3 separate regions of the Mus musculus genome follow, and all the other regions are linked to region 1. A link is a loop called in an ENCODE intact Hi-C map of the cell type or tissue named here. Cell type or tissue: left cerebral cortex. All regions are shown on one strand. Links, peaks and the distances in the headings refer to the core of each region. The heading gives the core; the rest is flanking DNA.

Evidence for each region. Peaks named below come from ENCODE experiments on the same cell type or tissue, not always from the same donor. Only the 100,000 strongest peaks of a DNase experiment are listed, where the experiment ranks them.
Region 2: a loop joins it to region 1, with 2.0 times the contacts of the local background. A loop is called at or near these places in 2 of 42 quality-filtered maps.
Region 3: a loop joins it to region 1, with 3.0 times the contacts of the local background. A loop is called at or near these places in 17 of 42 quality-filtered maps.

Annotation. Positions count from the first base shown.
Region 1 is chr19:41,317,971-41,323,834 of GRCm38, forward strand. It overlaps Pik3ap1 (phosphoinositide-3-kinase adaptor protein 1), which reads right to left. Exons shown (of 17, transcript NM_031376.4): 8 at 3,532-3,721. Among named protein-coding and RNA genes, the nearest start is that of Gm52406, 38 kb to the left of the region's middle. In left cerebral cortex, for the core only: no CTCF peak of the experiment used is centred there; a DNase peak (open chromatin) is centred at 3,412.
Region 2 is chr19:41,578,263-41,584,126 of GRCm38, forward strand. It overlaps Lcor (ligand dependent nuclear receptor corepressor), which reads left to right. Exons shown (of 8, transcript NM_001370767.1): 8 at 3,516-5,864. Among named protein-coding and RNA genes, the nearest start is that of Mir8091, 7.5 kb to the right of the region's middle. In left cerebral cortex, for the core only: a CTCF peak has its summit at 3,056 (motif pointing right); no DNase peak of the experiment used is centred there.
Region 3 is chr19:41,761,548-41,767,411 of GRCm38, forward strand. Arhgap19 (Rho GTPase activating protein 19) reads right to left here. Exons shown (of 12, transcript NM_027667.3): 12 at 5,041-5,864. Among named protein-coding and RNA genes, the nearest start is that of Gm19424, 18 kb to the left of the region's middle. In left cerebral cortex, for the core only: CTCF peaks have their summits at 2,529 (motif pointing left) and 3,635; a DNase peak (open chromatin) is centred at 2,518.

The DNA of each region.
Region 1 (5,864 bases), core at 646-5,645:
GAGCCATAATCCCCAGGTCAGACCTCCAGTTTTTCCTCTTAGCTCCCCTTCATTAAACACTGAGAGCTCCTCTGTGACCTTCCTACACAGTGGTTGTCTGAGGCTCCCTTTGGGGAAGAACTCATTTTTCCCAACGCTAATCAATAAAAGGACATATTTGTCCCAACAACAGTCACGGGCTCATACTAAAGCCTCCGGTGAACCAATAGTCTGAGTAAGTGGTGAGTGACTTTCCCTAAAACACTGATTTTAAGCCTCTAAGAGTTACCATTAGGAATGACAATAAAGGTGTGCATTGACACACCTGGCTATTCAGACATACAGAAGCAGCTCCCGAGGCATGTCCGCCCCAAGGGCAGCAAACACAACCCCAGAAGGACAGGTTAGGGGGTCCTTTACCCTACTGTGGTGGCAGACAGACTTTCCTCTAGGACCTGAAGACTCAGATTCCTGAGCCAGTTTTCTCCTGATAGACTTAGGGATGTCACTAACTCTTGGACCATGTAGTTTACTCCCTGTAAAGCAGAGGCTCGTGTGGTTTGGTTCTGTGGTTGCTGGGTTCGACCTGGGGAATAATCCCTTCTCTGCTGGTCCAGAAGGATGGCCAGGTAAGACCGAACAGATAAGAGCAGCCATCCCACTTCTGGGGAAGGCAAATGTGTGGGCATCACCATGTTAGCGCAGCATCTGAGATGGGTCTGCTTGCCCTCTGTCCTGCTTCTTCTAGAACGAAACTGTCATCTCACCCGGGCAGTCACTGTGGGTGAAATGAGTGAATCTTCCCAGGCCCGAGTGGCTGCATCTTCTGAACCAGCAGGGAAGAGATCAAGGGAGGAGATCATTCCTGGGTTAGACCCAGTAACCACAGACACAGAAACAACCCAGAGCACGCCAACTGTCAGAAACTTCAGAGATTATATGATCTGGCAAACTAAAACTGTCATCACTTCATTCTCTACCCAAACAGTAGCTGTGCCCTACAACCTACAGCCTGCCTCTTTCCCGGTAACCTCCGTGGGTCTGTGACATCCAGACCCTCCTGACCCTGAGCGACTTTACAGGTTGCCTTCCAGTCACAACGAGTCTGGTCCCATAGCATCCCCTGAAGCACTAGTGAGCATGGGAGCCCTTTGGGAGGCCTGCAATACGATGGGGAAAATTCATATTTTGGAGGAGGGGGAACAGCATGCATGAAGACTGTCAACAGACACTGTCAGTAAGCAAGGAATTCATTGTTCAACAGCCCCCAGGCTAGGGAATGGGCCAGGAAGCAGGTCTGCTTTCTGGATTCCTAAAGGGTCCTGCCCGAAGTTTTCTGCATGAGTCCCTGTGCTAAAGTGGAAAAAGTCAGGTCTTTGTCCACTGTGACTCCAACACCCAGGGAGAGAATCAAGTAGCTGCAACAGAAATGTCCTTGGAAATACATGCTAGCTATGAAGGTAGATGAGCAGGGGTGTGTGTGTGTGTGTGTGTGTGTGTGTGTGTGTGTGTGTGTGTGTGTTCATGTCAGCAGCTGGGTTTCTTTGTTTGGGGATCTTCTTGTTTAGGATCTGAGACAAGGTCTGCTGGTAATCCAGGCTAGTCTTTTTGTTTGGTTGGTTGGTTTTTTTGTTTTTGTTTTTTGTTTTTTTGAGACAGGGTTTCTCTGTATAGCCCTGGCTGTCCTGTGCACCACCACTGCCCGGCTTAATCCCCCTGCCTCAGCCCAAGTGTCGGAATTACAGGAATGAGTAGCCTTGAGCTGTTTTGTTAGCTAGCTCCTGGATCTGCACATGGGGAGAAAACAGCCTTAGAGGCCAAAAGGCTTGCTGGAGGGGACGGGAACTACAACGACGTCCCAAGTTAGAGACAAATTTGGCCTGAGTTAAATGGTATGGAATTTGTGCTCTATAGGTTGTTAGCTGTGGCATTTGGGGAAGTGAACCTCTCTTTAACAGCAGGTAGCAACAGCATCCGTGGGGTTGCCATGTGGATTCAGTGAGTAAAACAGTGTGATGGTGTGGATCATGCCTCCTTCCTCACAGATCCAGCAAGCCGGGGCTCATTTGTGAAGAGCTTCCAAGTGTGCTTCTTCCTCTCCCCAAGGGTGAAGGCAAGGGACCCCCAGTCAGCCTGCACCTCCTACTCTACAGACTCCTGGTGGGGCTGGCGGTTCCGTAAGCTCATGGGCAGGAGAAGCAGGCTCCTTTCCCTGGTAGGTCCTGAAAGGGGTGGGGGAGTACTCAGCTTAGCCATCCTGGAAATCCCGCATCCATAAAACTGACGGGTTGCCGCTTAGTTATCTTATCTTTCTTGAACCTATTAAGTGGACTCAGAGGGAAAGAGCGCTAAGTCCTGCGCAGTGTGTCAGAATGCTTAGTGCTTCGTTGTACACGACAGGAAATCCAATCTCATTTAGATCAACCTCTCTGAAGGGTGGCACCAGGCCCCCTACAGGGAGTTCTGAAGAGCTCCGAGGGTGGTTTGGATTGCCACTACAGTGGAGGAACACGGACTCTAACCAATTCTAAATTGTCAAGCTGAGGAGATGGCTTAGTTGGTAAGACACCGACCGTGAAAGTCCAAGGAGCTAGAGCCCACACAAAATCTAGTTGTGGTCTCCTGCATCTGTGGCCCTGTGAAAGGGAGGCAGAGACAGAAAGATTCCCCAGAGCTTGCTGATCAGACAGTCTACCAATCAGTGAGCCCACGGAGGTCAAAGTCAGACCCTTCAAAAGATGATGACCTCTGACCTCCACAGACACATGCACACAGGCACATACGCCTTCATATCCACTGCATGCACGCGCACACACACACACACACACACACACACACACACACACACACACGGGGTCGGGAGGACTAGATATGTCTTTTAAAGTACATTTTGTACATTGAATTTTCTAAGAATTCAACATTGTATAAGGTTGTGAAGAGAGTTTCATCATTTAAGAAACTCCAGGTGCCAAGGCCAACACTGTTCTAGGTAGTTGAGTCACCAAGACAACAGACACATGTCAGTCAACATGTAAGGCTATGACGTTGGTGGTGGCTCTGAGTGTAGTTGCCTGTACAGGGCTATTTCACATGTCTTCACATGAAGACATGCCTATTCACATGTCTTCACATGCAGACATGTGTAAGCATGTGAAGTCTCCACTTACTATACACTCAATTAAGGCAGTATAGGGAAGCCAGTGGGTTTCATGTGTGTTATACCATACATAAATCGTGTGTCAGATAATAAAGCATTGTGAAACATTGTCATAAAAGGGCCCACAGAGACTGGTAGGGCTGAGAGCTTGTTGACCACAGGCCATGCTGTCAAGACGAGAGGCTTCCAGGCAAGCAGTGGAGGAAGTTGGAAAAAGTCTCTCTTGCTATGACACACAGCTGCAGCCCTGATGCTGTTGCAACACAGGCTCTTCACTGGGTGTTTTCAGAGATAATCAGGGCCTTTTGGGGGCCTTTCCCCCTTTGGACTAGCATGAAAAAAAAAAGCCATTTCTCAGCAGCAGGACAAAAGCAGAACCAGGCAGAGCTACTTACAGAGGTCTTCTGTGGCTGCTGGGGCGAAGGCAGCCATGGACTCGTAGAGCTCATCGTCACAGCCAGGGTTGAGGGAGCACTTCATCAGCAGGTCTGTGGATAGGTGGGCCATGGACTCGTACACATCGTCCGCCTCCTCCCCTTGCATCAACTCCTCCTTAATGTGTGTCTTCAGCATGTCCACCGTCTCCTGCGAGAGAAGACGGACCCATTGCACACTGAGGAATCTGGCTAGCTGGGCAGACTCAAGTCCATAGTGGACTTGAAGTGGGCAAAGGGTGTGGTCACGGACCAGGGTTATAGTTGTTTGCAGGTATTAGCGGGTATTCTTCGCCTGGCAGAGCTCTAACCTTTGTTCCTTCCTCTAACGCTAAATACAGAGTTAAGCAGTTATATCCTGGTTAAATGTTCAGGGGTCTGGGAACGTAAATAAAAACTACACTTCATGAGTACCTAGTAAGAATCAGGCTCAGCACTGGGCACAAACCAGCACCCACCTCCTTCGGAAACCCCCCCTCTCCCTCTTTTAGACGTGGAAAAACAAAGCTCAGAAAATCTAGTCCTCCCTGCAGGGCTCACATTCTCAGTTTTGATCCTTATAACGGCCCGGTGGGCACTCAGTGAGAAACAAATGACACAGAGGGCCACACAGATGCACAGCCTATGCAAGTGCGCCTGCACTTGTGCAACCAAGTGTCCTGAGGGATGTCTTCACCCCTGCACCTTATGGAAGGTTTATCCAAGTGCCTGACAATTTCCAGGGCTTTCTTCCCCGGCTATCAGCATTCTAGATGTCCCCAAAGACAGGGACCTTACATAAAGGAATCTTGATGTCAGAAAGGCTAGCCCTGTCCCTCTGTCTCCAGATAGTATGAGGCTGTGGGCTGACTTCCCCACAACCTGTGAACAGCTTTTCCTGGCCCAACAGCTTAGTGTGTGTCATAATCCTTACCTCTGCCTCAAACCACAGACAGCTCCCTTCTCCTCATTAACTCCTGGCAGAGGCCACCTTTGGTTGGCACTATGTTAGTTTCCTGAATCCAGTAACAGTTTCTTATGTTTGGGATTCCAGGTTTAGCATTTGGCAAATAAATAAATAAAATGTGCACTACTTATAGGCCAGTGGTTCTCAACCTTCCTAATGCTGCAACCCTCTAACCTGGCTCCTCATGTTGTTGTGGCTCCCAACCATAAACTTATTTTTATTGCTACTTCATTACTGTAATTTTGCTTCTGTTATGATTCATAATATAAATACCTGTATTTTCCAATGGTCTTAGATGACCCCTGTAAAAGGATTGTTTGATTCCCCAGGGGTTGAGAACAACTATCATAGGCCATGAGCAACATGTAGGGACCACCTTTGGCAGCAAGGCTAAAGTGGTGTTGGTAGAAGGTGACTTAGCTAGAAGTCGAGAAGATATGAGAAGTATGATCCAGATTAAAGCTCAAGGCACTCTGAAAATAACACTTTAACCTCCCCTGATACTCAGAGCAGGATAACAAGCCCCAACTTTAGCAGCAAACTAGGTTCAAATCCCATCTCCACCTTGGCACAATCACCTTGGCTTTCTATGTACTTTTCCTCAATTATAAGATGAAGGTCTTGGCCCCTTCAACTTCAAAGAAGTGTGGTGAAAAATTAAGTGGCACGGGGCATTTGCTGATCAACTGAGCTCAAGAACTTAGTCACTACTCCAAACACAGAGTGGCCTTACTGAAAACGACTAACCCAAAAATGGTATGCTGTGTTTAGCACATGTGTGATTTCAAACTAATGCCAAGTAAAACCTCTTGAGAGTGTGAGTGCCTTTGAGCCCATGTATGCCAATGAGGACCCAAACAAGGTTTTAAACTATTCTGAGTGTTTGAAATACCTACATGTCCTTCAAAGCAATGGGGCCCCTCTTCACCCCTTGGCTTCGCCACCTTATGAATCATCTGTCACAGAGCAGAGTGAAGTTTCTGATGATGTGTCAGGCTCACTCCTGTCTGGAGGTAGTCTGTCTTATACTGGGGGCGGGGGGAGTCTCAGCAGGATGAGCTAGTCTCAGGTGCTCTTGAGGAGCAGCTGAAGGGGGTGGAGTCCAGAACAGCTTCCTCCAAGACAATAGACACAATCCTGGGCATGTGATAAGACAGAGCAACTCCGAACACCGGTGAGCAAGAACGACCTGTCAAGAAAGCTGGGTGCATCCACCTGCCTTAAGTTCAAATCCAAGCAGAGGTTCAGAAAGAGACAGAATCCACCAGAGAGTGAGATCTCAAAGGTACCTTGATACCTCCTCTGAGTAGTACTGTATTATGGCCTTAGCTATTAAAGAATCAATTCT
Region 2 (5,864 bases), core at 642-5,641, 260 kb after region 1:
CTCTGTTCAATTAGCAGTTGCCTAGGGGTAACCAAAGTTAGTGCAAGCGCTGTATTTGGGCTCCGTTAAAGATGCAGGGAAACTTGAGTACTGCTAAGCAAAGGTAGATCTTTAGCCAATTTAAATCAGACTGACACCATTTTTTAAAGCCAAACATGAAAAATGCAACAATATAATTAAGTACCAGGAAGTTGAGGTTAACTCTAAACATTAAATAGCTGAATGGTAAGAAATTAAAATCATCTAAATTAGATTTCTCTTTAAAACCTTTGGGGGGGTGGTAAGTAGTAATTTGGAGTCACAGCCAAAAGTAGCTTTATGGCTGTAGTTGTAAAGTTAGCTATTTAATGATAGCTGGGCAAAGGTTAGTGTTAATGTGCAGTCTCTCAGCCCCAAGGTCACTACTTACTGCCAGGTTTCTGCCTATGGATCCAAATTGCCTACAAAACAGGTCACATTCGGAGCTTTGAAACATCTACTAAGAACACATCATTTGCCATCTCCAGCAGCTACTGTCTTCCATCTTCTGTGTCCTGATGGGGGTAAATACTGATTCTCAGAGAAATAAAGGCCAAGTGGAGAGAGAGACGCGTGTTAAGTGATGGTATGATTCTGTAAAGAATTACACACCAAAATATTTTCAGAAATTCAGGGGCTGACAGGATGGTCAGTGTATCTAAGTGTTTGCCACCAAGCCTGACGGCCTGAGCTTAATCCCGGAGACCCACATGCTCACAAAATCTGACCTCTGACTTCTCCCTGTATGCTGTGGCACATGTGCACATGAGATATATATACATGATATAAACGTAATTAAAAGTCTAAGCCGGGCAGTGGTGGTGCACGCCTTTAATCCCAGCACTTGGGAGGCAGAGGCAGGTGGATTTCTGAGTTCGAGGCCAGCCTGGTCTACAGAGTGAGTTCCAGGATAGCCAGGACTATACAGAGAAACCCTGTCTCAAAAAACAAAACAAACAAACAACCCCCCCCAAAAAAGTTAAGCTGCCTGTGAGGGCACACACCTGTAATCTTAACACTGGGACAACGGAAGCTGGAGAAGGAGTAGAGCTCAAGGTTAGTCTCAGCTAGACAGAAAGTTTCAGGTCGCACTGAGAAGCAAGCAAGAACCTTGACTGCTTTTGCCAAGCACATCAGAGGCAGAGGCAGAGGCAGCCTTGCCAGTTGAGGCATTGACTGAGCCAGCTGGAGCAGTGCCACAAAGCTCACCCTGGTGGTGTGGGTGAGGGAGAGCTGGTGAGCTGACCAACACGGCTGCCACCCAGGCCCAGATTCAGGGCTTTGAGTTGGCCCACCCTAGGAACTACTGGAGCATGTGAAGGGGTCAGCCTTGCAGATCCAAAGCTGCAGGATCTCCATGACACAGTCAACAGGGTACCCGAGAGGAGCCATAGTGAGGATAGAGTATCCATAGAATAGCAGAAGACAGAGGTCTTGAACCAGACCAATGACTCACTGCAGTGAGCATTTGCAAGTAAAGATGTGTGGACAGAAGGGTTTACCGTAGGATATACTATGACTCACTGCAGCTTCTGCAATGAGGTGGTTGTTGTTGTTTTTTTCTTGGGAAAGGGGAGGTTGCAAGGATAGATGGTAGATACAAAGAGACAGGGAGATGAGTGGGACTGGGGTTGCATGGTGTGAAATTCACAAAGAATAAAAAGTTTCTTTTTAAAAAGGCAGACAGAAGCCAAAACTATTTGAACCCTGCTTTTGTGCAGACTCTCAGCATACTGCCATTCAGTCCCAGTGTGCAGGTGCAGCTAAGGTTCTGAGGGACTGTACTGTCAGAGTAGGGGTCCAGTCAGATGTCTCCTTTGCAGCTCCCATGTCCTTTACTGTAACTCTGCCACCAGTGGGAGGTGGAAAGGCAGGTGACACAGGCTGTCTGTGGTAAACCTTTCTATAAAGACATGTCCTGGCCATGAGGTCAGAGTCAAAGATGGAAGAGTAAGCCAGAAGACGTATCAATACATGTTCAACACACATGAAGCTACCGTCTGTGTTCTGTCGTGTTTCACATGCCATCAAATAATAGTCTCCTAAAGGTCCATAAGCCAGAGGGGCTGAGAAGAGTGTGTGTGTGAGATGTTGTCTCAGAATCTGGGCTCTTTTCCATGTCGGTAAAAGTTGTGCATCCAAAAGCCCAAAGCCACCGTGAGACCCCTGGCCATCCCCGCAGGCCATGTTTGTGCCCTGTCTTGAACCTAGTGTTGGCCTCTCCCTCCCTCTTAGCTTCCCAGTGTGGATTTAGCTTTCATGCAGAGCAGCTGGTGAGACTGAAATGTTTCCTGGTGATATTCTCGGATATTCTCGGGGAGCTCGGTGGTGGGCTACTGTGGGGATGCTTCTGCCTTGCATGGGTCAAAGCTGATAGCCCCTCCACTGTGAAATTTCTTTCTCTTTGTGTCCTGTTCTGGAGCACTGTTGGTGGCTCTCCAGCCAATTGTTCTTTCTGAGAAATTGTCTTAAAAGCCATTGAGTTCTCAAAGTACTTTTAAGCTGATGTCTGTAATGTCTGGAGCGTAGTATGTCTGAATGTTTGCCGTGTTCTAAACTAAAGCTAGTGGTTATTTTAGCACCACTGCCTAGGCCTAAACTGAAGGGCAGGTTGAGCAGCCCTTATCCAAAATACTCGGGAGAAGACATGGTTTGAATTTTGGCTTTCTTCAGATTTTGGGATGTCTGCATATATTTAATGATTTAACGATGCAGGAGTGAGGCCCAGGTCTAATGTCAGAGTTCACTTACAGTCCAGGCCCACTGCGTCCATACGGCCTAAGAGGAGTCTTACACGGAGTCTTCAGTAGTCTTGCACTTAACACTGGCATGGTGTGTAATTTCCCACTTGTGCCACCATGAAAGGGTTAACATTTTGGAGCGTTACAGATTTTTGGATAAGGATTGCTCTGTGTTGACCATACAGAGTTAATAATGTGGCGAAATGTTATTTTCAATGTTTCTTTTAAGATAACTAGTTCTGAAATTATATATATATATTTTAAAGTTTTATTTATTATTATACATAAGTACATTGTAGCTGTCTTCAGATGCACCAGAAGAGGGCATCAGATCTCATTAGGGATGGTTGTGAGCCACCATGTGGTTGCTGGGATTTTAACTCAGGACCTTCGGAAGAGCAGTCGGTGCTCTTAACCATTGAGCCATCTCTCCAGCCCCTATTTCTGAAAATTTTAAGTGTAGAAAGTATGAAGTAGGGTTTGGAATGTGGCTCAGTGGTAGCATACCTTCCTAGCACCATAAACATAAAAACATATGAGAGATACTAAGTTTTTGAGACTATGATGGGCCGGCTTTGCAATCTAATTACATGTTCTTTGTTGAACTAAAGCAGACAGCAGACTTGAAAGTAAATAACAGTTTCCACCAGAATGCCCTCCTTTACAATATAAATAGCATCTGATACTGTTCATACTATACAGACGGTTCTTTGGAAATGCACACACTAATTTCTTCCTTTTTCTGTTTTCGCCTAGAGAGGAGTCAGCAGAGGCACCCGTAGCTGATCCTAACCGTCAATCAAAGTCTCCACTGGAGAAGTTTATGGTCAAGTTGTGCAATCATCATCAGAAGCAATTCATCCGCGTCCTGAGTGACCTGTACACCGAGTCCCAGCCAGGTTCTGAGGCCCTGCAGCCTCTGGATTCCACCGTGATGGACGTCTCCGCTTGCGATTCGGGCTGTGCCCAGCTGAGCGGCAGAGAGAATGAAAAGGATGATTGTCTCGAGGAGAGTTCTCCTGCCTCTGTAAAGTTGTTCTTAGACTCATCCGGTTCTCCTAGCTCCCTGAATGTGACTGAAGAAACCATGAAGGAACCACCTCCTGAGACAGACTCTGTAGATGGGAGAGACAGTGCCGCGAGCTCGAGCGCTGTCCAGAAAGGTTCCTCTGAACCTCCAGACGCTCAGCATAACCCCACAGGTTCTGCAGACAGTTCCACCATGGGATGCCTCGGTACACTGGACGCTTTCTCTTCTAACTCTCCCCACAGTGCTAAAAGCTTAGAGGGGCAAACCACTGGCCAGGAGCAAGACACAGACATGAAACCCTGTGAGGATGCTGAAGACAGTGCCCCAGCGCCAGTCCAAAGTCTGGCTGCAGTGGAAGAGGTGGCTGAGAATACTGAAGAGGGTGGTAGCTGTATTGTGTCTCAAAGAAACTCATTCAAAGCTTTATCAGAAGAGACGTGGGACTCAGGGTTTATGGGAAACTCATCTAGTACTGCAGACAAAGAGAATGCTTTACAGTCTAGCTCAAAATCATCCTTCCACCAGGATTTAGAGACAGATGAGCAAGATGCAAGGCCAAAGCAAGAGAACCATCTTCATTCATTAGGTAGAAACAAGGTAGGTTTCCAGACATATCCCAGAGACAAGGGCCATTTTGATCATTCCAGAGGTGGTTGGTTAGCTCCCAGCCCCACGCCAACTGTACACAGAGCATCCAATGGTCACTCACAAACCAAGATGATGTCAGCCTCCATCAAGACTGCTCGGAAAAGTAAGAGGGCATCAGGGTTGAGGATAAACGATTATGACAACCAGTGTGATGTTGTTTATATCAGCCAACCAATAACAGAATGCCACTTTGAGAATCAAAGATCCATACTGTCTTCTCGGAAAACAGCCCGAAAGAGTACCCGGGGATATTTCTTCAATGGTGACTGCTGTGAGCTGCCAACTGTTCGCACACTGGCCAGAAATTTATGCTCCCAAGACAAAGGAAGCTGCTCACAAGTAGCATCAGAGGCAGTGATGACTCCCAAGCAGACTCTTACAGTTCCCACCTCAAAGCACACAGTAGGTGTGCAGCTTCCCACAGTAGGTGCACAACTTCCTACAACAGATGTACAGCCTCCCACAGCAGGTACACAACTTCCTACAGCAGATGTGCAGTCCCCCACAGTAGGTGCACAACTTCCTACAGCAGATGTGCAGTCCCCCACAGTAGGTGCACAACTTCCTACAGCAGATGTGCAGCCTCCCACAGTAGATGTACAACTTCCTACAGCAGATGTGCAGCCTCCCACAGGAGGTGTACAACTTCCTACAGCAGATGTGCAGCCTCCCACAGTAGGTGCACAACTTCCTAGAGTAGATGTCCAGCTTTCCTCAGTAGGTACACAACTTCCTACAGCAGATGTGCAGCCTCCCACAGTAGGTGCACAACTTCCTGCAGCGGATGTACAACTTCCCACAGTGGATGTGCAGATTTCCACAGTTGATACGCAGCTTTCCACAGTAGGTGAGCAGCCTCTAGAAGATATCTGTGACGATCCTAGGAAAGAGAGAACCTCCCTTGAGGGAGGGGACGAAGACACATCCTCAGCGAAAAAGCATCAGGAGGCAGAGGTTTGCCTCAGCTTGAGGGAACAGGATCCTAGTAGCTCCCCTAGGCCGGGAGAGACCACAACCTCTAGCCCAGCATGCCTCCTGCCTACTCTCCTCCCTAATGACAATATGTCTGAGGTGCCAGAAGGCAGCATTGTGGTCTCACCTCCCACAGAAAGTGTACTGTCTTTCCAGGAGCAAGACCAGCCACCAGCCTCTCAGCTAGGTCCAGAGGAAATGCAGGCACAGGAGTGCCACTTGGTTCCGACAGCTGGAAGCACCCCCTTTACCTCCCGAGAGGACAGTGAAGACCTCCTCTGTAGACCTCAGTCTTCTCCTAAAACATCCATCAGAGAGGAGAGCTCTCCATGCTCGGAAGATGAAGGTTCCACTGTGGCTTTAGATCCCCCCCTGGGCCTAGAACTGTCTGAACATGACCAAAGCACCAGCACTGAGGCGGAGACCAGAGACATCCCCGGGGAGACACTGTTGCT
Region 3 (5,864 bases), core at 407-5,406, 440 kb after region 1:
GAGACAGAGACAGAGACAGAGAGATGGGAAATATTCAGTACCAAACAACTTCTTGTACTTTCTGTTTGCCTTTGTCAAGCAAGCTCCCTTCTTGGCCGAAGATCCCCAAACATAAAGAGCAGCACCAGCTCGGCCCCTGGTGGCCAGACTGTGACATCACTTCCTGGGGACAACCGCTGGAGGTTGTAAAACTCTCAGCCGCCAGCATGTGGAAGACTCCATCCTTACCTACCAGAGGCCTCTCCGGCTCTCTTACGGTGTACGGTTTCTTCAGGGAGAGGAGGCCCTTCTGCTGCTGAAAGCCCATCCCCAGCTCCGCTGTGGCCAGCTGCCCGTCTTGTTACCTTCTGCACTTCTCTGGAAATGCTAAGCAGAGCCCACCAGCGCTAAGCTCTCTCTCCTAACTGTGCAGGGCAGTCTGTCCTAGCCCAGAGGCAGCACAGGCCTAACAGTGCAGTGTCAACCGTGTGTCCCCATAGACACCTTCCCCATCAGGATGAGACCCACGAGACAGCAGAGCCGCAATCAACCCCAAGAAGGAGATAGTAACTTAACGGTAAGGGGAGCCCCCCTGAATCCAGCCTTCGGTTTCTGTGGTTGGAACAGCGAGGCCTCCAGTCCAGGCTGCATCCTGTAAAACAAAGCTCTGATTTTCCTGGCCAACCAGTACTACTACTTCAGCTCACGGCTCCTTCAAAGCTGCTTCTAGGATAGGGGCAAATGGTCAAACTAGTAAATTTTCACAAGCACCGGATCTACTGCTGACTGTGGGTGACTCTTAAGATGAGATCCCTGGTCAGAAACATGCTGTGTGGAACAGCATGCTGGTGACACACCCTGCGTACCTTGTGCACACAGATGGGCTGGCAGAGGTGTTTCAGAAGGAATGGCCAATAAGCACCTCTCACTAGGACATAACATGCTCCCTCCATGGTGGAAGAGGTCCCGTGTGACCGACTAGCCAGCAGGCGGCGGCTGAGTGGTCACCCTCCCCAGAATATCTGCATTTCCTTCCCTCCCCCACTCACTCAGCGCCAAGGCTGAGCTACTAGCCTCCACCCTTAGGCCGATCACCAGCGCTCCTGTGACAGAAAGAACTCTGCCTCTCGGGGACATCTCCTCATTCTTTTTTTTTTTTTTAAAGATTTATTTATTTATTATATGTAAGTACACTGTAGCTGTCTTCAGACACTCCAGAAGAGGGCATCAGATTTCGTTACAGATGGTTGTGAGCCACCATGTGGTTGCTGGGATTTGAACTCGGGACCTTTGGAAGAGCAGTTGGCGCTCTTAACCACTGCATCTCCTCATTCTTGTTACAGAATGGAGACACGAGGGTGGCAGAGGCCAGCAAGGACTCACAATAGGATGGAAGGACTGGCCTTCAGTGTAGGCTGACAGTGTAACAAGGAAGGCTTTCTTAAGTTTCCAGCTAACAGCTGAGGCTCCTTCATATCACCGCAGGCCTTTATTTCCTTAATTGAAGAAAATGGTCCTCACAAGAAACACTTGTCACTTGCTAAGTCCTAAAAAGTTATTAGTTATGGTCCAGCAAGATGGCTCAGCAGGTCAAGGTGCTTGCTGCCAAGGCTGACGACCTATAGTCACTCCCCATTCACAGGGTAGAAGGAGAGAATTGACTTCACCAGGCTGTCCTCTGGACATCCACATACATGTCAAGGTGTGTGTGCATGCATACGCACGAGCACACACGCATGTGCGTACACACACACACACATAAAGAAATGTAATTTGAAAACTGGTAGTTACTACATACAAGATATCAGGTTTCATTGTGACATTTACACACATACATATCTTTATACTGTTTATGCTCGCCCGCCCTCACCCCCTCCCTCACTCCCCACCCCCCCATCAGTGACCTCAGTTGGTCCCTTTGCTCCTCTAAAACCACTCCCCTTCTGTTCGCTACTATTACATCTTAGTGCCTAAGCTTTAAATGTGCACATTAACTTGTTGTTAAAGATGTATTTATCATACATAAGTACACTGCAGCTGACTTCAGACACATCAGATCCTATCACAGATGGTTGTGAGTCACCATGTGGTTGCTGGGAATTGAACTCAGGACCTTCGTAAGAGCAGTCAGTGCTCTTACTCACTGAGCCATCTCACCAGCCCAACTTGTTGCCTTTTAACAGAGTGTCCTCTACATGGGCATTAGCCTGTAGGACAGGAGGAAACAGGTGTGTTATTCTAGACTAAGGAGTGTTTATCTGTGTGTGTGTGTGTGTGTGTGTGTGTGTGTGTGAGAGAGAGAGAGAGAGAGAGAGAGAGAAAGAGAGAGAGAGAGAGAGAGGACAATTTTTAGGACTGAGTCCCCTCCTTCCACCTGGTATGACAACTCATCTGGTCTAGGCAGAATTTTTAATTGTGTGGGATATATCCAACTCGGTTCACTTCTGTCTAAAATAAGCCAAAGACAGGACGATTTCAGGGCTTCCTCCACCCTTTCTACAGCTTACTGTCTAATGCGTTGAGTGAAAGGTCGCTTCCGCCACCTAGTGGCCAAAATGGTGATTACAGACACACTGGACCACTTTATGCCTGAAGGCTACATGTAGTTAGTCCGTTGAGTAAACACTAGAAATTAAATATGGGCTTTCTGACTTGAGATATAATGTCTGTGAAGATGTATGCTATATCTTGAAGACTCGGTGTGGAAAAAAAGTTAAAATATCCCACACTTTTTTCTGCTGACTTTTGACAATGGGAGGTGGAGGAAGTATGGGGGCCATAAGCGAGGAAGGGAAGGAGGGAAGGAGGAAGGGAGGGAGGGAGGCAGCTGAACGAGACCTCTAACCTCTTCCTTCCATGAGTCAGGTCACATGACACACACAGAGCATCCATAGACTGGAAGCACTCTGAAAGCCCATCAGGATCTCTCTAGCTTACTGTGTACACAGAGGCTGGACACCGGCACCCTGCTCGAACAAGATCCACTCTCCCCCCCCCTTGAGACAGGGCTCTCCCGAAGCCTGGAACACACCAGCAAGATCCACCTGTTGGCCCATCCTGCCTCAGCACTGTGATTACAGGTCCCCAAGTCCACAGTGGCTTTGACATGGGAGCAGGGGACCTGAACTCAGTGTCTGATGCTTGCTCAGTAAGCATGCTTGCCCACCGGCCCTCTCCCCCACCCACCCCCACTTCCATCTGCTCCTCTGATACTTACATTTACGGTGATTACATTTGTGACTCCTTTTTTAACATTAGATATCATGTTTGTAATATATGCAGTTATGTTCCATGGATGTTTCAGACAAGAGACTGCATACTACAGTGGTCCCAGAGTGTCCCAGAGCTGAAACTGCCACGGACTAGGGAAGTCATAACTGTTAGCCACCCAGTGGTATGTTATGAAATCACTGATGATTCTGGAGGAAAACAATCTACTTTGCCACAAGCCTTATGAAAGGGTAACCCACAACAACTATGAACAGTACACACATTCATTATGAGGGACTGCTCAGCACGCCATACTTTTTATCATTATTTTTTTAAAAGATTTATTTATTATATGTAAGTACACTATAGCTGTCTTCAGACACCCCAGAAGAGGGCATCAGATTTCATTACATGTGGTTGTGAGCCACCATGTGGTTGCTATTTGAACTCATGACCTTCAGAAGAGCAGCCGACGCTCTTAACCGCTGAGCCATCTCTCCAGCCTTTCTTATCATTATTTTAGGGACGAGGACTCTACTATTAAAACAAAACAAAAACCTTTCTGTAAAGCAGCATGGCCCACCATGCCAGGAGCATCCTCATACTCGATTTCCTGTGTCTCCTGGGGCCACATATGTCAGTACACTCTATGATGGCACACAACAGCAAAACTGTATAATGGTGCACTGCTCAGAATGAATTCTTATTTTGGTTTTAGTTTGTTTGGCCTTGTTTTGTTTGTTTGTTTGTTTGTTTTGTTTTGTTTTTTTCTGATACGGGGTTTCTCTGTGTAGCCTTGGCTGTCCTGGAACTACCTCTGTACACCAGACTGGCCTCGAACTCACAAAGATTAGTCAGCCTCTGCCTCCCCACCACCCAGCTCTTAGAATGTATTCTTGTCAATAAACAATGCACACCTATTTCATATTACACTTTTATCTCAGGCTATTTCTGCCCCCTCTGAGCCACTGCCATAGATTCTGATCATAAAATGTGATAACGTCAACTGTCTCGAGGACAGATGTGTCCAGAGTGCCCCAGCTGTGCCCATGTGGATACCTGAAGTCTTCCAAGTTCCTCTGCACTAGCTCTTTCAGCACACTGGCCCTGGACTCGTCACTCACTAGCTCTTTCAGCACACTCCTCTGGCCTATGATGGCTTCCTTTCTTTCTCTTCTGCCCACAGATTTGGTTTGACTGAATTCATTGTTCCTTAATATCAAGCCACAAAGCATAAAAACAACCTAAAAGGGAGTTGGGTGTCCTTTGTAAAACAGAGCCTGTTGGGGGCACATAGCCCAAGAGCTACTTCCACTCAATATGGAATAACTCAGAGCAAGTCAGCAACTTAGACAACCTGCACTCCTCAAGGAGTGGGGCCACCTACCCTGGGGCTCAAAGCTGTTGTTTTAGTTGTGGTTGTTTTGGTTTTTGAGACAAGATCTCTCTAAACAGCCCTAGCCTCCCTGGAACTCCATATGTATAGAGCAGGCTGGCCTTGAACTCACATAGATCCACTGCCTCTGCTTCCCAAGTGCTAAGATTAAAGATGTTATGCTACCATGCCCAGCCTCGGCCTTGTTTTGTTTTGAAAGAATCTTGTTTATGTCTAGGCTGGCCTCAACTCGTCCCTAGTATTCTGCCTCCCACGTACTAGGATTAGAGATGTGTGCTACCTCATCTAAGTAAATTTCCATCAGCCAAAGCCTCACTCATCCTGAACCCACCCACATCCCCTCCCTCCATTAGAAAACCCAGGACGAGCCCTTTGTAGAGTATCAAGTTCCTTAGGACAGGAAGCTACCTCTCTTCAAAGCAACGTGAGCCAAGAGACCAGTCAGAACCCACAGATATGAAACAGAAAAAATTTAATTCAGAATATTACATGAATATAAAAGACAATATATATGATTGTTTCTTTACAATTACATATATATATGCAAAATAATAAAAAATAACAAATAGGTACAACCTTCTCCTAAGAAACCTTTTGGGGGTCGAGTGAGCAAGCAAATGAGCGAGCGAGCACACAGAGCGTGCACAGGCACGCCTTGCTGAAAGGCCTTGGGTGAGAGCACTCCTTCTCTATAGCCTCTGGACCAAGCATGTCAGGGGCATGCTCAAAAGCTCTTCAGCATGGGCTGTGGCCTCAGGAACTCCAGTTTCCATGGTGACAAAGCACTCAGGTTATTATTTATCCTCCATCTCCTCACTGCCCTACCTCCACACAGCTTTCAGCACTGGCTGCCTAGTAAAGCCAGCTTTTTGACAGGGAGTCTGACATCAGGCTACCAGGACTAAGGTCACTCAAAACCTTCATCTTAGGAAGCCAGATTCTCTGCAAACTCTGGGACAGTCCTGCTGGTTTAGATCTGGACCCTCACTTCAGTCTGAAGACTTTAGAGTGTAGGAGAGCAGGGATGATGCTGTCTCCAGAGGAAAGGATGTCACAGAAAAGAGACCTCAGCACACAACCTGCCAGTCAGCATCCTGTGCTGCCTCATCCCCCAGGGTGTTTCCTCATCACTCCTGACTGACTCTGGGAGGACCTTCAGAGTATAGCACATGCTGTGTGGAGGGACCACTGTGGGTTCCCTCAGGCCCCATCAGCTGTGCTTCTAGAATGTTCCAGCACTTGGTTCTAACCAATACTGTCTCCCACCTGTGCCCTACAC